Linked DNA regions of Homo sapiens: regions 2 and 3 are each linked to region 1. Evidence: chromatin contacts called from ENCODE Hi-C or POLR2A ChIA-PET data. All regions are on one chromosome and are shown on one strand. The core of a region is the stretch at or near the end of the contact, and the rest is flanking DNA. Distances in the headings are between cores, read along the strand shown. Region 1 holds the start of NUP155 (nucleoporin 155). Region 2 holds the start of RIMOC1 (RAB7A interacting MON1-CCZ1 complex subunit 1). Region 3 holds the start of OXCT1 (3-oxoacid CoA-transferase 1).

Evidence for each region. Hi-C counts contacts between places; a loop is a spot of excess contacts on that map. ChIA-PET counts read pairs that join two places held with the same protein, here RNA polymerase II (POLR2A). Pooled maps may share reads with other maps.
Region 2: a loop to region 1 is called in a map of CD4-positive, alpha-beta T cell, with 8 times the contacts of the local background. The contact joins the promoter of RIMOC1 here to the promoter of NUP155 in region 1. A Hi-C loop is called at or near these places in 3 of 168 maps with a recorded cell type or tissue (CD4-positive, alpha-beta T cell, naive thymus-derived CD4-positive, alpha-beta T cell and sigmoid colon) and 17 of 50 pooled maps. POLR2A ChIA-PET finds 5 or more read pairs at or near these places in 2 of 52 experiments (PC-9 and activated T-cell).
Region 3: a pooled map shows a loop between it and region 1 (27-fold over the local background). The contact joins the promoter of OXCT1 here to the promoter of NUP155 in region 1. A Hi-C loop is called at or near these places in 6 of 50 pooled maps. POLR2A ChIA-PET finds 5 or more read pairs at or near these places in 2 of 52 experiments (T-cell and activated CD4-positive, alpha-beta T cell).

What each region holds. Positions count from the first base shown.
Region 1 is chr5:37,368,325-37,373,095 of GRCh38, reverse strand. NUP155 (nucleoporin 155) reads left to right here and starts at 1,990. Exons shown (of 35, transcript NM_153485.3): 1 at 1,990-2,275. The coding sequence starts at 2,119. RefSeq lists enhancers at 1,998-2,087, 2,208-2,317.
Region 2 is chr5:41,901,954-41,906,724 of GRCh38, reverse strand. It overlaps RIMOC1 (RAB7A interacting MON1-CCZ1 complex subunit 1), which reads right to left and starts at 2,381. Exons shown (of 6, transcript NM_175921.6): 1 at 2,258-2,381. The coding sequence starts at 2,357. RefSeq lists enhancers at 2,279-2,398, 2,151-2,697, 2,809-2,948.
Region 3 is chr5:41,868,184-41,872,954 of GRCh38, reverse strand. OXCT1 (3-oxoacid CoA-transferase 1) reads left to right here and starts at 2,530. Exons shown (of 17, transcript NM_000436.4): 1 at 2,530-2,674. The coding sequence starts at 2,597. It overlaps OXCT1-AS1 (OXCT1 antisense RNA 1), which reads right to left and starts at 2,925. Exons shown (of 3, transcript NR_046635.1): 1 at 2,763-2,925; 2 at 2,573-2,664; 3 at 714-2,189. LOC102723752 (a long non-coding RNA gene) reads right to left here. Exons shown (of 3, transcript XR_925956.4): 1 at 3,353-4,771. RefSeq lists enhancers at 1,934-1,983, 2,814-2,893.

The sequences.
Region 1 (4,771 bases), core at 741-3,240:
TACTCTGTTGCCCAGGGTGGAGTGCAGTGGCACGATCTCGACTCACTGCAACCTCTGCCTCCTAGGTTCAAGTGATTCTCCTGGCTCAGCCTCCTGAACAGTTGAGACTACAGGCGCACGCCACCACGCCCAGCTAATTTTTGTATTTTAGTATAGACGGGGTTTCACCATATTGGCCAGGCTGGTCTCCAACTCCTGAACTTGTGATCCACCTGCCTTGGCCTCCCAAAGTGCTGGGTGCTGGGATTACAGGTGTGAGCCACTGTGCTCGGCCTTGTTACTCTTTTAAATACAATGTTAAACATTTTAATTTTCAGTTTGAGTTATTCACAAATATTAATAGATGTAACCAACATGAAACAAAAACTCTCTGGAATCCTGAATAATTTTTAAGGGTATCAAGGGGGTCCTAAGACCAAAAAAATTCATAATTATCTGTTCTAGGGAAGAGGTCAGCAAACTTTTCCTGTAAAGTGCCAGAGTCCGTATTTAAGGCTTTGCAGTCTTTTGTAGAAATTACTCGGTTTAGCAGTTGTAGTGGGAAAGCATAGGCAATATGCCAATGAATTAAGTTAGTTAGATTACACTTTGGGGAGCTTTACTTCTATGCAGGAATATCACAGCAACGTTGTTGAATCTTCCAATTTATGGAGTTGAAAACTTTGTGTATTTTGTCTCAAATTAAAAACAAACTCGGTGCCAGACCACCACTTTTCAATCTATGGTCTACCAAATAAAGTAAACTCACAGCTAGAGACCCAACTGCCTATCTATATACCAATGATAAAAAATCCAGTTTTTCTTGGTATATTGGCTATGTCAAATTTTAAGTGTAGATTGGTAACATCAAAGAACTTTCAATTTTCAGAAATGTAGTCAAGTCTTTGAGGGAGTAAAAATGTAATTCAAATAGCAAAAGACCAATTTAGAGTAATTCAGTTATTGATTTGTGAAATTCTGAAGAACATAACTGGAAGCTTTCTTAGGTGAGATTCTAAATAAGAGCAGCTTTCTAAAAAGTGCTTTGATTTACCCACTCAGGTTGCCTTCTGTAGTAAATGAAGCCTCTTTTACCTCTCTGCTTTCTCCTATCCTGCTATAGTTTATACCTATCCAAATAGAAAAATTATAATGAAGCCCTTTGTCTCTGCTTGAAGCACCTTAAGGACAGGAAACACTGTGTTAGTTTGATAGTCCCAGCACCAGGCACAAGGCAAGTATTCAGTTTCTTAGGATTGTATGAACTCTTGGGTTCCTATCTCATACGAGTTCCTATACTAGCGCTGGGAATGGAAAGATGAATTAGAACTGTCTGCTATCTCTGCCACGATAAAAAGCACGGCAGCGGTCCACCTGCACTCAGCTTCTTCTTAAACACGTATTTTATACTAAGGGGCAACAAAGTCAAAAGACAGCGACACGCAAATGGAAAAGCCTGATGAATTCTAATTTACACTGAAGCCCGCGAAGAATATAGTGAGATACTGGTTTATATCCCTCTCTGTGACAGCGACCTACCAATTCTTAACTACTCTCACAAAAGCAGTTACTTGGAGAACCAAACTGCGCGCTCATGCGCGAACTCATATAGCTGCAGTTAGCGGATACCGACGCGGGAAGTTCCAAGACTCAGGTCGAGCACGCGCTTAAACCAACGGAACCTGACCAACCTCCTAGGCCAGACACACGACCTAGCTCCCACCTACCGTATCCCTCCTCCCTCCTTCCTCCTCACCCTATCCAACCCCATCCCGCCCCTCTCCTTCCCTGTTCCCTCCCCTTTATCCTTCCCTTCCTTTCCCTCCCTCCCTTCCCTAAATAACCTACCCTAATTTTACCCTGCCACACCCCAAAACCCTCAACCCCCTCGAAAGCATCAGCAGCCTCCTAGCTCCACCCACAACCTCTAGCCCCCTCCCAACAGCTTCCTCTTCCCAGGCCAGAACGGCGTCTTCCAGTTCCCCACCGGATGAAGCGGAAGTGCGTCATGTCGAGGCGCCAAGGCGCTCGTTTGGCGCGCGCGCCCTAGGCGGCGGATCTAAGCTAACTTCTTGGATCTTTTCTTGTTTCTCCTTGGTTTTTGACTTTTTCTGGACCCTGGTGTCTACGATTTCCGAGATGCCGTCTTCTTTGTTGGGCGCGGCGATGCCGGCCTCTACATCTGCCGCAGCCCTGCAGGAAGCTCTGGAAAATGCTGGACGGCTCATCGACCGTCAGTTGCAAGAGGACCGCATGTACCCGGACCTTTCCGAGCTGCTTATGGTGTCTGCCCCAAGTGAGTGATAGTGACCCTGCTTTCTCAACCTAAAGGACTCTCGCCTGACTTCCTAATTTGCTACTTATCCCCAGCGTTGGTCCCGGCGAGGATATGCTGAGATTTATGGCACTGTTGGCTGCATTTTTGGAGAACAGCAAGCAGCTTCTTTTCAGGTTTTTTCCTTTCCTCACTTTCTTCATTGTAGATACTTGAGAGGGCAAGAGTGAAGAGCAAGCTCCCAGTTGAAGCAGAAAGAGGCAAAGACCTCAACCTTAATGAGCTTCTCGCCGCTCTCAAGTGCTTATGGCTAAGGCCATATGAGAAGCATCTCCAGATCCAAGTCCCAAATTTGTTCATTTCTCCTGTTAGTGTTTGAGTAGATCGTAAGAGCAAACGAAGTTAATTTGGAAATTTAGCATGTTATCTTAAAGATACGCTTTGCTTTATATTTATTTGTTTATTTATTGAGACGGAGCGGTTCCCTCTTCGCCCAGGCTGAAGTGCAATGGCGCGATCTCGGCTCATTGCAACCTCCGCCTCCTGGGTTCAAGCGATTCTTCTGCCTCAGACTCCCAAGTAGCTGAGATTACAGGCGCCTGCCACCAAGCCCGGCTAATTTTTGTGTTTTTTAAGTAGAGACGGGGTTTCACCATATTGGCCTGGCTGGTCACGAACTCTGACCTCAAGTGATCCGCCCGCCTCGGCCTCCCAAAGTGCTGGGATTACAGGCGCAAGCCACTGCACCCGGCCAAGAAACGCTTTATTATGTGTAGAGATGTGTGTTATGAAATGCTGGAGGATCTTAAAAGAACTACCAGTGGAATAAAGAAAGAGAACAGGGAAATCACAGTGCTTATGTACAGGGAGAGTAAGGCAGAATATGTGTTGACAATATAGGTGACTGGAAAGTAATTTGTTTAACAGTTTTAAGTTATAACCAGCTCCCCACGGCTTATGGAATTACATCAGTTGCTAGAAAAAGTGACCCCTTTGTGAGATGGAATTTGGAGAAAACCAGCGAAGTGTAAGAAAGAAAAGATTGTTGGTGAGCAAGAACCAAAGTAATCTAAATAGGATAATTTGTGCAGTGTAAACCGAGAACACTTCTGATTATTTATAAAAATCATTGATAGCTTTGTAATCAAAGAAATGATAGAAACAAAGATAGTATTTGCTCCCTACAGCTACTTACCAATGAGCGTGTCTTATAATACCTGATTGGCCTATTAGCAATTATCATCTTGAACAACATTACTCATTTTGGCCTCCTTAGGTGTGAAAACAAGATATAAAAACAGTGCATGCATTCTGGTCCTTCTCTTACATATCTCATGCCTTTACACACACCTTCCTCTTTCACCCAGTCTCTTCCCCTTCTTTTCCATCCAATTTTTCATCCGTTGCTCTGATTACAGAGAATTTAGCATATTTTCCGTAAGAAGCCCCATCTTCAGGATTTCCTCAGGATTTTATCTTACTTTTATTGTTTCTGCAATGTTCTTTTTTTGCCTGACAAACTTTTTCCAGACTCCCTGTGAAAGTCCTTAGTTTCTCTTTGTTGTCTTTCTTTTTCTTGTTCTTTTTTTTTGAGTCAAGGTCTAGTTCTGTTACCAGGCTGGAGTGCAGTGGCATGATCACAGCTCATTGCAGCCTCTAACTCATGAGCTCAAGTGGTCCTCCCGCCTTGCCCTCCCCAGTAGCTGGGACTACAGGCGCCTGCCACCACACCCAGCTAATTTTTAATTTTTATGTAGAGACGTAGTCTCACTCTGTTACAAGGCTGGTCTCAAATTCCTGGCATCAAGCAGTCCTCCTACCTCAGCCTTCCAAAGTGCTGAGATTACAGATGTAAGTCACACTCCTGGCCTGAAGTCTTTCGTAGCATTCCCATCCTCACTAAAGTTATCGATTCCTCCCTCTGTGTTCCCACTGCCATTTAACATGGTGATCTGCCACCTTCGGCCTATTAAAGTTATGTTTTAGGATTAAATGGGATGTCTGGATTTGCTTTATTTATTTATTTTTTGAGACAGAGTCTTACTGTCACCCAGCCTGGAGTGCAGTTGGCATAATCTTGGCTCACTACGGCCTCCACCTCCCAGGTTCAAGCGATGCTCCTGCCTCAGCCTCCTGAGTAGCTGGGATCATAGGTGTTCGCCACTGGCTCATTTTTCTATTTTTAGTAGAGACAGGGTTTCACCGTGTTGGCCAGGTTGGTCTTGATCTCCTGACCTCATGTGATCCGCCCGCCTCGGCCTCCCAAAGTGTTGGGATTACAGGTGTCACCCACTGTGCCCAGCCTGGATTTGCTTTAATATGAATTCAGCCCAATAGTCTCAGCACTTTGGGAGGCCAAAGTGGGCAGATTACTTGAGCCCAGAAGTTTGAGACCAGTCTTGGCAATATGGCAAAACCCAGCCTCTTAAAGAAAAGAAATACAATAATACAAAAATTAGCTTGGCATGGTGACACACACTTGGACCCCCAGCTACTTGGGAGGCTGAGGTGGGAGGA
Region 2 (4,771 bases), core at 1,132-3,631, 4.5 Mb before region 1:
CTGCTGCCTTAAGTCTTCTCAGGTAAAGCCTGAGATTGCATTTTGACTGCTGTAAGATCCACTTTCACTTGAGTTGAAATCTACTTCTTAGCACTGTCCTTCCACCTCTCATTAGCCCAGAAGTGACATCCACACAATGTAGAAAAAGATTCTACTATAAACTGAAATTACATGGAATATGACATGCCTTAGGTGCTTCTTTAGAGAGTGTGTTGATATTTTGTTTAACTTGCAGGATTATTTTCAATGTAAAGATTTGCATTGAACTCACTAAACCATTGCTGAAAGAGTATGTCACATAAATTGATGACATAATTACTGTGGCAGGGGTGTGGTGGTGGCATAACTCACACTTTGGAAAAGCCCATAAAATGCAGTATTTTGACTAGAACTATTTAGTCAAAGTAATGACTGGCAAAGCAAAAGATGAAACTGATTCTTATATAATCTGTGGAAAAACTCCCTCATGACGTACTTCCATAGAGTAAACAGATTGTGCTTGTATGATGAGAAATAAATTAACAAAAATTGGCTAGAAATTTAAAGACGCATTCTTAGATGAAATAATGTCTGGCTGTATCTCATCTAATCTGAAGAAGACAATGGAAATCATCAAACCCTTATATCCTAGTATAAATATATACTCATTACATTAAAGAACAAAGTTTGAATGTATATTATTCTTGTTGCGTGGAAAAATAATGCCAAATTCAATTCAAGTACATGAAATCTTGTTTTAATTAAAGTTCATAAATCTTGTAATATTTTTAAGATTGAACTGATTTCCATGCTGATCAACGGCTCATAATGTGGACCACTAACATTGTCATTTTATTTTAGTAAATTTTCAGAAGTATAAAGCCTTCAAACAAGAATTCCATATATAGCACATGACTTTTATTTCCAGCTCTGATTCATTCCAGATTAAAGAACTCTTCCAAGGGAAATGAGAATGGCTTTTTAGTTCAGTGATAAGTGAATAAAAAACATTCTTTGGTCTCTTTGGACTGGTTCAAGTGAATCTGGAATTAGAGGTAACATAGATAACTTTCAAGTTAATAGCTCCTACTACCCAAGAATTATTCATGTGAATCCACAGACCAAAATATAAGTCGGCTTCAGGGTGGTCTGTAGGTCTTTAAAGAACACACTCCTGGCCTGGCACAGTGGCTCACGCCTGTAATCCCAGCACTTTGGGAAGCCAAAGCGGGTGGAATGCTTGAGCCCAGGAGTTCAGGACCAACCTGGATGACATGGTGAACCCCGTTTCTACAAAATATGCCAAAGTTAGCCGGGCGAGATGGTGTGCGCCTGTTGTCCCACTACTAGAGGGGCTCCAGCCTGAGCAACAGAATGATACTCTGCCTCTAAAAACAAAACAAAACAAAACACTCCTGATAAATGATAATCTGGCAAAAAATATTCACTGAAACTAAGGCATTTCATCATAGACCCTATTTAATAACAAATTCACCAACTATTCAATCGCTTAAGAAAATGTTCCACCACTGTTTTCCTATGAGTCCGATGATATGAGTCAGTCCACAGAATTTTAAAAACTATCTGTAGTAATTGCTCAAACTCAAAAAGGAATAATGTAGAACCTAAAGGCAGCTGAGACGTAATGAAAAGAATTGGACTTAAATTCAGAAGGTTGAGGCAATTCCCTAGCCCAGTTTTTCCTAACAGCTTAGACCTTTCCAAAACAAGTATGCCAATACTTAACAGAGCCCTTGTGAGAACTGGCATGATGTATGGGGCAGAATAGTCTACACACCAATGTAAAGCTCTTCTATAGAATGTTGTTTTGAATCCAAAACGTAAAACGCAAATTACAACGCAGCAATGAAAAAGTGGAACTGTTATACATGTCTTTTTATCTTTACAGGATGCAAACCACCATAACTAATTTGAGTGTTATCATTCATCTTAGCCATTTATTTAAACTTCTGTATTTTATTTAGATTCTGCCCTTCTTCCAATCGCTACCGAGACAGTTTACACCAGCACGGATCTAGACAGATTTTCCATGGGTTCTGAATAATGCGGTTTTCGAAGACAACGCCTTGGCATTGTGAGTTCTGGGAAGTGGGCAATCGATGGCGCAGAGGGGCTCAGAAGCGACAGACCTCGGGTAACCACCTGCGGCCTGGGACCCAAAGGAACACAGGCCTCAGCCTCTAGCCCTCACAGCCATCGAGCGCCAGTACCTTAGCGCCGTCTGCCCCGCCCGCCTCCCTCTCCTCCGCTCCCTCACCATCTTCACCGGCAGCTTCGCTAAGTTGCTGTATGTGGGCCTGAGCCAGATCCCCGAGCTCTTCCACTCGTCTCACCACACTAGAGACTGCGGCCGCCATGGCCACAATCGGCGGGTGCGCCCCGGTCACGTGACCGTGTTGGCCCGCAATCACCTGATCCCCCGGCACGGGCGGGGCCTAGGGCGGACCTCTCCTGGTTGGTGGGAGGAGACATCAGCTCCGGAAGAGGGCTGGCCCAGGCCGGCAAAGGTCTTTCCGGGTCATTTTTCCCTCCTGGACTTCCCTTCCCTCCCATAATCCTGAGCAGCAAGGAGACTAGGGGCGGGTGTGACGTTGAGACACGCCTCTCTCTAGCCCCCTCCTGTAAGCCAATAGGGAGCCAGCCGTGCCCCTCGGCTGACCCAATCGGAAGTCAGCTCTCTCCGCCTGCCTCTTGGAAGACAGCTTGGTGACGTCTGGCTGGCAGGATGCGGATTGTCGTCCGCACTCCCACTTCCCTGTCCGGCGCGGGAAGCACAGTCTGGAGGGCGGACGCGAGGGTCTGGAGAGAGGACTGTCAGTTTTGGCCTTGTAGTAAGGAGGTTGCTAAAATAAAGTGATTATAATCTCCTGGTCCTAAATGGAAACCCGACCGGCCCCCTGTGTAACACATCCAAGTCTCCAAGAGTTTGTTGTACATCTGGATGGGGAGCTCCAAACACTAGTGGAGTTGCCAGTCTACATGGTTGAATATTGCTTTTGTAAATCTGATTTTTAGCAGTCGAATTTATCTCTGACCTCCCTTGGAGTTCACATTTAAAGTACTTTAGACATCTTGCGTCCAGTGGTAGTAAATTCTGCGGCCACAAAACTATTTTCATTTTTCTTTCATCTCAAGACCTTCCCTTAAGGCGCTAATTGTGCATGAGGTTCATCCTCTCAATCGGGAGTTTCAAAGCACTCAGTCAGCAAGTCTAACTTCACTTTGCATTCTGTGAATGCTTTCTTGCCTCTGGTCAAACAAATCGTTAACTCTGTGTATTCATTTCTCAGTTTGACACACTATATCTTGAATAATCTCCATCCTATTGTTTCTCATGGAAGGTAGTTTTTTATATGTAATAGAAAAATACTAAAAATAGAGAAAAAGTGTATTGTGATTTATAAGTGATTGACCACAATGACTCTCTAACTGACCTTTGTAATACCAGTTTCTTCTGACAATTCACCCTAAATATAGAGGACAGGAATCATGTATTTTGTGTCCTTGGTGCCTCATACAGTGCCTGGCACATATGCACTCTTGTCAACAAGCAAGATGGCAAGGGGATATGATGTGGTCTGTGGGAGTAGACAATTATTCAATAGTGTGGGAATTGTAGGTGAGGAAAAAAAGAATCTAAGTATAAACAAGAAGTTGAGAGAAGGCTTTCTCAACAAGGGATGGAGAAGGTGGTAGTTGAAGAGGGGCAAGTGCTGGAAGGTAGGGTGGAGAATGATCGTATCTGTACACAAAGGGGGAAAAATAGGGAAATAGGGATAAATTCAAAATGAAAGTAGGGAGCCAGCAATGGATAGAGAAAAGAGCAGAAGGTTACACCTGATGCCTTCTGAATCTTCTACAAGATGTAGAACTAAATGAAGCCTTCAGAAGATTTTACTAAACTTTTCAAAAAATAATTTTCAAAAAATAATTAACCTTTGATTAGGAATTTTCAGTCTCCTAGAAAATGTGTAATTTACCATTCTTAAACTACTTAAAAGAATTACCTGGACATGTGGGCAACAGACAAAGGCACAGCTGAAATATTTTGACTGTGGATCTACAAATTATCTCTGCAGAAGTGTTTTACTCTCAGGTCCACTGTTCTTCTCAGGCTTTTATAAAAGACATCTTAGGATCTATGTAATCAGGTCATCCATTTTCTAGCCATGAGATTTGGGTCTGGGAGATCTTGCTCATGATTTCGAAGTGATCTTGGATCGCCATTTGAATCAAGGGTTCCTTTTTAAAATAAACATTTAGAGTCAAATATTCAAAAGGCCCTTTTATTACAACCACAGCTTTATCTGTTCCCTCTCCATAAATGTGGCTATTGAAAACATTTTAGGCCAGGTATAATGGCTCATGCCTGTAATCCCAGCACTTTGGGAGATGTAGGCAGGCAGATCACCTGAGGTCAGGGGTTCAAAACCAGCCTGGCCAACATAGTGAAACCCCTTCTCTACTAAAAATACAAAAAAATTAGCCAGGCATGGTGGCACATGACTGCAGTGACAGCTGCTCAGGAGGCTGAGGCAGGAGAATTGCTTGAACCCAGGAGGTGGCCATTTCAGTGAACCGAGATCGCACCACTGCACTCCTGTCTGGGTTACAGAGAGAGACTCTGTCCCAAAACATAAATAAATAAAAATAAAAAATAAAAACATTTTAGTGGAGTGTGTTTCCAATACTTCAAAGTCTTTTTCTTGTTTTCCTTTATGTTCTCTTTCCCTAGTTAATGTCGTGGTCAAATGTAGAAACTTCATGTTTG
Region 3 (4,771 bases), core at 1,281-3,780, 4.5 Mb before region 1:
CTGCCTCCCAGGCTCAAGCAATCCTCCTTACTCAGTCCCCACTGCCCACCCCACCCCAGTAGCTGGCTACAGGTGTGCTCCACCACACCAGCTAATTTTTTTGTTTGTCTGTTTTTGTAGAGACGGGGTTTCACCATGTTGCCTAGGCTGGTCTCGAACTCCTGGGCTCAAGCGATCCACTTGCCTTGGCCACCCAAAGTGCTGGGATTGCAGGCGTGGGCCACTGCACATGGCTAAACATTTCTAAACATAAAAAAGCTACAGTAAAATATGTTATTATAATCTTATGGGACCACCATCATATATGCTGTCCATTATTGACCAAAATGTTATGTAGCACATGACTTGGTGTATGTACACCCACACCCACACATACACATACGTATCATAACATAATACAAAAAAACAAAAAAAAATACAAAAAAACAAACAAAAAAATCTTTCCTCATTGCATGACTGGAATCAGACCTTTTGTTTAAAGGCTTTGAATCCAATTCTCCCAGTTTTTAAAAGTGTGGAAGTTAAACTGTAAGATTCCACAAAGAAAGGTTTCCAGAATATAACATATTTGCCAGAAACTGCCTTTCAAAGCAAGTGGGAAATATCCTTACTAGTTCGGAAAAGTTCAGATATTTAAAAGAAGTAAAATTTTGCACACCAATTAAAATTGAAGTGCCTTTGTGTAACTAGAAGTGAAATCAGCACATAAGAACTTTTTTTGTAATTTGTAATCTAATTTATTCAAGTTGAAGAGACTTGCACATTATTTAAAAAGTATAAAATGAAGTCACAGTCATCAAAAATACAGTACAGTGTGTTTTGACCATACAGTAATTAGGGTGATTTTCTCAGGAGACTTAGTCACATAGCATGCAACATTTAAAATGTGTCTTCCTCAGCCAAGAGCAACAAAGTGAGACCAGCCAAGAGTCAGTCATATGACCACCGGCAAAGTTGCCAATGCAGTTTTTCCATTTCATGTGCCCTGTGGAAGGGCAAAAGTGGAAAAGCAGACCCAATCGCAATGGGCAAAAGTGGAAAAGCAGACTCAATTGGAATGCTAGTTTTTTTCACATTGTGTAAGTTAAAGGTACAACAGCTGCTATATGCTAAATTATCACTAGTTATGGGACTTTAGTTACAGTACTTGAATTTCCCCCCAATCCAACTTCTTAAAATGTGTTGAAATACCAACTAGCAATAAGTTAATTTCTCCAGTGTAATTGAATAGTCTAACTTGGTATCTTACTCCTTAACTGATTTTGACTAAAATTATAATATTTACAGGAAAAAAAAAAGTTCAGAGTTAAAAGAATACCATGAAAGGGCAAATGATTTTATGGACAAACTTTGAACTGCATCTTCACTGTTCATTACCTTACTGTATTTGCTAAGGAAGCTAAGATCTCATTTAATTTTTGTGTGCTTTGCTTTGGTTCAAAACTAACATCACATTCTCAGAACTTGGTCAGGCCTTAATCAAATAAAATGCTATTGAGCTTCCACTTGGTCTTTCCACTCTGCTAAGTGCAAAGACAGTTCTGGAGAAATCAGTCGTGGCTCATGTCCTCAAGGAGTTGGTCAAAAGACAAGGCTTGGCGAATATGTACGTGCCATGTCAATGAACTGCTACAATGGAATAAACTTATAATAATGCCTAACATTTATTGACTCCTCATAATAAGGCCATAAACTTTGCATGAATTAACTCATAGAAACGTTATGACGTTGTATCACAAGCAATCCTAATTTGCAGATGAGGACACTGAGGCTTAGGGAAGTTATCTAACTTGCCTAAGGTTAAAGCAATATACTGCTTTTATGGTTGCATCTTTAGTAATCTCTGGGGTTGCTGGGACTCCAGTGCGAGAAAGAGCCCGAAATTCGCAAACTTGGATGATGGGGAAGAAAAGGTGTGCTAAACTCAGGTCACAGAGGTCCAGTCTTAATCTTGTTCCTCTGCAAGCCTTGTTGCTCACACCTCTTGACCGACAGTTCGAGGCAAGTGCTCACAGCAAACTTACTCTATGTAAGCCAAGGCCAGATGTGGGGAGAAGGGGCTGAGAAATGTTAGAAACGTGAACGCAGTCCAGGCGGGAGAAGAGAAGGGGGCCTCGAGGGGTGCCCCTATGCAGCCCACACACACGCCAGGCACTAACTTGGAAAAGCAACAAGCTTGGCGGGAGATCCTCCCGCGGCCGGAGGGCCCTGAACCCTAGGCCAAGACTCATCCACAACCTAGGGGGAGGCGGCCACCAGCGCCCCATCGAAGCTAAAGGGCTGACAGAAGGGCTGTAGCGGCAAGTGTGCGCCAACACAGCTGCACACGCCCAGACACCTGAGGCGCTGAGAGGAACTTCCCCGCGATCCGCCCCGGCTGCACAGAGCCTCTTCTCCCCGCCGGGGCCCCGCCCAGCCTCACTTCTTTTAAAAGCAGCAGCCAGCAGCGCGCCGGTGGCGTGCGGCTCGAAAGGCCGGGAGGACGTCATCGACGCGCTGTCGAGCCTCCAGCCCGCCCGGGTTTCCTTCGCAGTCGCGCACCGACGCTCAAACGCGCGCTCCAACCCGCAGCCTCCTCCTGCCTCACCGCCCGAAGATGGCGGCTCTCAAACTCCTCTCCTCCGGGCTTCGGCTCTGCGCCTCTGCCCGCGGATCTGGGGCAACCTGGTACAAGGTAAAGTGCGGGGGAAGAGGAAGGCCATGGGCAGGAAGAACGTGGACCAAACCCTGAGTGGTGCCCGCGTTTTCTTCTCTGCCCCTACCCGCTCTCTCCAGCCTGGGATCTGGCATCCGTGGCGCGGTGCCCTGGTCACGGACACGCGGCGACGCGTTCCTGGCCTCGCCGGCCCCTCGGATGACCGCCTTTGCTTGGTTCTGCAGTCGCTTCCCTGATGGAGCGAGACGCGATAAAGAAGCGCGCGGAGAGGCTGAGAAGGGGCGGGAGGACTCCTGGCAGCGCTCCCGAGCCCTTTGGCGCTCGTCGGCTTCCCTCCTGGCACCCGCCCTTGGATAGGGACTCTGAGGGTCTGAACGGGGGGAGGAGGGCGCCAGTATATGGAGGTTTAGGAGTGAGGCAACAGCGGGTAGGTTTGCGCCCCCGATGTTGGATCTCTGGGCAGAGGAACCTCTAGAGGCCCAGAACCTGAGGCTGGGTTAGCCATGGCTCTGCTCGAGTTCACCGGGGCTGGATGCCGGGTGCGGCGGGTGTGGAATGCCGCTCCCATCCTCTCCTCCCTATTTGGCTCTGCTGCCCCGTAGACTGGAGCGCTCGCCAGGGCGTCTTGCCGGCCAAGCTGGGAAACCATCCGAGGTGTGTCCCTGGCCCGCGCCTGGGCTGCAGGGGAGGACAAACCTTTCTCTCGAGGCCCCTCGTATCCGGGTTAGGGGCTTTCGGTTTTCAGAGCCCTTTGAAATCCTTTTTGTGCCCCACTGCCGACTCTCCACCGAGTGGTATCCGGAGGCATTCCCACCGTGGACTGACTTGTGGTTTTGCCTTATGCACTGTCCTCGCTTGTAAGCCCACCCCTGTCTGGAGCCCTAGGAGCGAATTACAGGACCAGAGCGCCAGGTCCAGGAGGGTGGCTTTATCCCCGCCGTCTCAATCGCGGGAGCCTCTTCCTTGGTATTCAGTAATAGGTCTGAGCTTGACAGCGTGCCATGCACACGGTGCTTACTCCTGAAGCGTGCCTGCCTGGCCCCATTGCTCTTTCCTGCATCCAATCCCTGACCGCTGAGAACACAGAGGAGCCACTGAGCTCCTTCGGTAGGTGCTAGGGAATGGTTCAGAACTGGACCATTTTACTCTTAAATGCCTCTTAGGAAGCATTTTTATAACTGCAGATAGACTTGGATATATAAAGCATTATTAAAAGGGAACTTGACCTTCAGTGAGATTGCAGCGGTGCTGAAGCTAATACAAACCAGAGCACAGCGATACCCTTGGGCCGAGGTCAGGAACGTTCCTTCTTTTGACAGTTACTGATTTGCCCAACTGTAATTTACTCACTTCAAGTCTTTTCCATCTTGAGTATATCATTAAACCATTTCCGAAGCTCAGCAAACCTCATCTTAGAGGGACGAGATGCAAATAAGGGGTTCTGCTATATCTCATTAAAAGTTCATACAGAGTTCAAACTTAGCCCTGTCAGGCTTGATTATCATAGGTCTAACTCCTGCCTTCCACTATTCCCCTAGCTTGTGGCTCTTAGTGCCCTTATTGTTTTTTTTTTTTTGAGACGGAGTCTCGCTCTGTCGCCCAGGCTGGAGTGCAGTGGCGGGATCTCGGCTCACTGCAAGCTCCGCCTCCCGGGTTCACGCCATTCTCCTGCCTCAGCCTCCCAAGTAGCTGGGACTACAGGCGCCCGCCACTACGCCCGGCTAATTTTTTGTATTTTTAGTAGAGACGGGGTTTCACCGTTTTAGCTGGGATGGTCTCGATCTCCTGACCTCGTGATCCGCCCGCCTCGGCCTCCCAAAGTGCTGGGATTACAGCCCTTATTGTTTAGCACTTTAAATCCTCACCTGCTGCTTCTGTTGAACTGTACCACTTATCTACTTGTTTAACTTTTCAGATGTGTATATTGTCTCCTCAACCAGATGACAGTTCCCCGATGGCAGAGACCATATTTATGCCTTACACTTAGTCTCCCTCAACAAACACACTACTCTGCATAGATCAGATATTCTACACATGTTTAAAGTACGGATGAGAGAACCCTCCAGGCAAACAGAAACCTTGAGTTTTTCCACTAAACATAACTAACAGCTAAAA